Linked DNA regions of Homo sapiens: region 2 is linked to region 1. Evidence: read pairs that join two places in POLR2A ChIA-PET (ENCODE). Cell type or tissue: endothelial cell of umbilical vein. All regions are shown on one strand.

The links. ChIA-PET counts read pairs that join two places held together with the same protein. Peaks named below come from ENCODE experiments on the same cell type or tissue, not always from the same donor. Only the 100,000 strongest peaks of a DNase experiment are listed, where the experiment ranks them.
Region 2: POLR2A ChIA-PET joins it to region 1 with 7 read pairs; 1 of 35 experiments calls an interaction of 5 or more read pairs at or near these places.

The regions. Positions count from the first base shown.
Region 1 is chr2:204,478,416-204,480,915 of GRCh38, reverse strand. No RefSeq gene overlaps it. Among named protein-coding and RNA genes, the nearest start is that of PARD3B, 66 kb to the left of the region's middle. In endothelial cell of umbilical vein, no CTCF peak of the experiment used is centred here; a DNase peak (open chromatin) is centred at 1,125; H3K27ac peaks cover 404 bases.
Region 2 is chr2:205,196,999-205,199,498 of GRCh38, reverse strand. All of the region lies in intron 15 of PARD3B (par-3 family cell polarity regulator beta), which reads right to left. Among named protein-coding and RNA genes, the nearest start is that of NRP2, 480 kb to the left of the region's middle. In endothelial cell of umbilical vein, no CTCF peak of the experiment used is centred here; a DNase peak (open chromatin) is centred at 1,258; H3K27ac peaks cover 1,914 bases.

The sequences.
Region 1 (2,500 bases):
TTGGATATTTGACAGTGGGAGGATGAGTGTGTTTTGTTTACTTGGTATTCATTCTGTGAGTGAAAGAAGGGGCATCAGCTAAGAGTTCAGGGGAATGGAAGAGGTGGGGAAAATTTAATGGTCTCAAAGGATGGGCTATCCTCCCTTGGGAAACAAAATACATGATATCTGGGTAAAAGTGGGGTGGTCACAAATGCAAAAAGAAAGTAGTTAGGTTAGTTACTTACTATTTTCCCAGTCACACTGAGCTGGCTAGGTGTATGTCCAAGGAAGAGAGGTGATTGGGGTTGTGAACCCAAAATCTATGAGGTCTCAATCAATTTAGAAAGTTTATTTTGACAAGGTTAAGGATGTGCCTGTGATACTGCCTCAGGAGGTCCTGACAATATGTACCCAAGATGACTGGGGTACAGCTTGCATTACACAGGGAGACATGAAGCATCAATCAATATGTGTAAGATGTACATTGGTTCAGTCAAGAAAGGTGGAACACTTTGACGTGGGGGTGGCTTCAGGTCACAAGTAGATAAGAGACAGACTTTCAGTGAAAATACAACTTACATGTGAGGCGGGCGGGTAGAGGAACAACCATTTATGCTTTAGTCTGGTTCAGTGAATCTACATTTTTACATAAACAATAAGGCAGAAGAAGTAGTCAGATATGCATTTGTCTCAGGTGAGCAGAGGGAGGACTTTCCCGCACCTGTGAAGAGGATAAGCTATTGATATTTTAGGGTAAAGATCTTGAGGTCCACAAGGAATGTCCTGTAGGTAAATTTTCAGGGAGGTATGTAGCTTTTTTAAAAAAATAATCTTTGTAGCTATCTTATTTAGGAACAAAATGGGAGGCAGGTCTGCCTGACAGAGTTCCCAGCTCGACTTTTCCCTTTGACTTAGTGATTTTGGGGGTCCCAAGATTTATTTTCCTTTCACAGGGTGTTACAATTCCAGCATGACTGAGGCCAAGCAGAGAAGTTGAGAATGTTTGCAAGAGAGTGATTCGAAGGAACTTCGGAATTTAGCTGGATAAATTGGAGAGTGAAGACCAGGATAGGCAGATATGGATATAGATAGTTAAAAATAGGTGGTTTCCACAGATTAGGGGGTTTCCAGTACATGGATGAATCATTGCAATGGTGTGGGGGAGGGGGGAAGGGAGTTCAAAAGGAAGTGAGCTGGAAGGGCAAGAAATGGCATCTAAGAATGAGATGTGAAGCAATGACAGGCAGCATAGATCAGAACACACCAGGGGACGAGGTAGCTGAGAAGGATGGAGTAGCATGTTGGGGAGATGGAGAGGCACCACCACGAATAGACTGAGCTGTGGAATGAGTCCCTGGGATGAAACAACAGCCTGTGGAGAGCTGGAGAGCCAAACAGTGATCCGAGTGCTAGGGGACTTAGTGAAGGTGAGGATGGGGGGGTGGGGACTGCCGAACAGCTGATGAAGTGCAGTGGAAGTCATGAGTTTCCTCTGAACTGGAGTACTTAAAGGAAGAAAGGGAAAGGGGTTGGAAGACACATGGTGGAAAAAAGACCTAAGGAGTGGCATATAAGAAAAAATAAAAAGCACAACGGCCTCCACTTGTGGGGACTGTAGCAGAAACACGGCCCTCAGAAGAAAGTAAGACAAAAAGGGTTCAGGAGCAGTGAGAAGAGTTGCAGGATGCAGAGGCATTTCCTGAGCAGGCAGGCATGCCAGAGTGCACAGTGATATGTAACTGATATACATCTCTTACCTTCTTTAACCTCGTCTCTTTTTCATCCAGCCAAACGTCTACACCTTTGCACCTGGAGCTAAGACTCTTATCTTTTGACCTCTATCCCCTGGCTCGTTACAAATTCAGAGATGGGCCAAGTGGGGACCAGCCATGGCTCCATCTTAGTTTATAAGGTTTGGAGGACATTACCTGCAACTCTGAGTGTTCCTGGTGGTGACAGAGTATAGCCCCAGGAAAAGAGATTCCATGCTAGCCACATAAGGCAAGGATTATAGCAACTGACTGTAGCCAGAAGTTGAACATACAGTTCTCATATGCAAGCAGGTAGAGCAAACCTGCCCTGCATACCTAGGCCTCTGCCTGTGCACAGAGATAATGAATGCACACAGGCAGTGTAGACTACAAGTGGCATGGGACTGGAATTGGAAATGATAAATGGAAAGAAGAAATGACGTCAAATAATTGTTCAGCAATTTTAAAAGCAGAAGGATGAAACAAGGAAGAACCTGGTCACCCATTTCTGAAGTGGTGGGATCCATAGTTGATAAGGCTTCAAGCTGGGCATGAGGGTGTTTGCCCTTAGAAAAAAAGAGCCATAGGAGGTCACTGTAGGATGCCTTGGGTCTTTTGCACACATATCCTAGCAACCTGAGGCACTGAAGAAAGTTACCCGAGGAGCCCCAAGCATCAGGATTTCCACCACTGGGGAATTTTATTTTAGAGAGCTTGAGGGCTGAGTTACCTAAGCAGCCCTTAGAGCTAACCCTCTCTGCTTGAGG
Region 2 (2,500 bases), 720 kb before region 1:
GTGTATATATATGTGTGTGTGTGTGTATGTGTATATACACACACAGTAAAAATGTACATATATGTATATATTTTAATCATTTGCTTCTCTCTTCCTCTTTTCTACATAGCCGAGGTTATCAGTGAGTTCTTGAGGCAGCCACATGAGTGTCTTCAGATGCCTCTTCCCTTTCTTCCTCCCTGAGATAAGTTATCATAATGTCAGAATTTCCTTTTGGTAGTTTTTCCTTAACTCTTGAGCTTTTCTTTCCTGTTGGGGTTCTAATCTAGGTACAGGCAGCAAGCACCATTTCTTTCATTTATTTACCACATCTCCAGTGTTTAATGCACTTCCCGGCACACAGTAGGCACTTAATAAACATTTACTTAATGAAAGAACATTCTCTATAATTCCTTTATTTTGACTTACTAGAGCTTAAAGTATATAGCTGACTTCATCTTTGTATACTTGTCTATTATACAAATAGACACTTTCTTACAATATTACCATTAATTTTTCTTTACAAAACAGGTTCTTTTCTTTAAGTCAAAGTTGTATCCCAAACAGTAATATCCAATTCAGCTTTTAACTATATTCAGAGGTACTACTTATTGGTGGACAATAAAAGAAATCCATGGATATAAATAAAAATAGTAAAATATATTTTATATATTAATACAAACCAGCATCACACTTATTAGAATATACAATTTTATAAAAATTATCCTATGTATTCAGTCTTTATTATCAATAATTCATATAGAAGTACCTCACTATATGAATATAATCTTAAAAAGAAAGTATTAGAGCAGTAGAATGGGGCTTTTTTCATGCTCATCTTTGAGCTGATACTAGAAATGTACTGTCTAAGAGGAATATCTGACATATATAAAAGGTTTCATATTCAAAATGTATCTCAAATATTTACCTTTGTAGATGTGAGAACTCAGTTGGCTTATAAATTACTTCAATTGTGGGTGTCTAAAAACATTTCCTAATTTAAAAAAATTAGAGCAAGTAACTAACAGAAAATAAAACTGGTGAATCACTAATCTTGAAAGGAAGTCAGCCAACCTATTTATCGTCTTGATTTTAGGGAGAGTTTTTCAGGACACATGCTCTTTCTTAAAAGACTATGAGACATGGAATGTTAACAATCTTCATTGTCAGGAAACTTCCTAAAATTTCGTCTGAATGCCTCATGCATCACTTTAAGCTCATTTCCTCTTACTGAACAGGGCAGCTGGCCAGCATCTTCCATTTGCACTGCCCTTAGCCTTCTCCAAACTGTGTTATAGAACACCCTTCTGAAATGGGCGTGGGAGGCCAATGTGAAACAGGATAGAAAACTCTAAAAACAGTATCTTGTGAGAAACAGCATTTTAAACTTAACTCTGAATGGGGCTACAGAGTAGGTCAACAAAGGGGGCCAACAAACTGAAGTGCTATCTTTTGAATAATTCAGACTAATTCTCAAACAGTATTATGGGGTCATAAAACACCAAGCCTGGAAATTAAAGATTTTTATGCCTCATCAAAAAGTCTTTGAATGTAACTTCCTGGCATACTGCCAACAAGGGCAGCTCTTTGGGGGAAAACCCTATGCCAAAGGCCAAAGAGGCAGCTGTGTTATTCAGCTCCTGAGAGCTTCCAACTCAACACCCACACAAGCTCAATTATGAACAAATTAAAGGAGTCCAGACTGAACACAGTAATTCTGGTAATTTAAATAAATAGGGAAAAGTCTACAATTAGTAGGAAAAGATTGATTTTCTCCAAAACCCAGAAGTATCCACTCTCCAGTCTCTTAAGTGACACCCTAACCCCTTTGAATTAGCATGACTACATGCAATTATTTAAAAACAAATTTCCTTTTATTTATCATGTTAATCATTTCTGTTCTGATTTAAATGTGACCACATGCATGCCAGTAAAAGTATCCACAAAATCCCAAGGCAAAGCAGCCTCAAAAGGGCTACATATACATTATACTTATAATGTATATATAGGAATTAATGACACTGAGTAAAATTGTTATCAGAGTTGTACACCTACATTTTAGAGCATATAATGTGTTAACCATCTCAAGAAGTGTTTAATATACATATCTGTAGTTAATCAATAAACATTTTTGCAAGTAAAGAGAAAAATTTAGAGTCATTGAAAAAGAATCGAAGATTTAATATTGGGGAATCTATTAATTAACTCACTTTTATTTCACTAATAGAATAAAGAACAAAATCCACATTATCAGCCAGTAAGGGCCTTAAAATCACTTACTAAAATTAAACATTCATTCTTGATTAAAAAAAATAAATGATTTAATCAAAAAACTTTTAGGAAGTTAGGAATGCAAAGAAACTTATGTAGCTTGATCAAATGTTTCCATCAGAAGCCAATAGCAAACATTATAATTAATGTGCATGCTCTCTCTCTCTCTCTCTCACACACACACACACACACACACACACACACACACACACACACCCCCCCCCCACAGTGGAAGCATTCCTGTTTCATC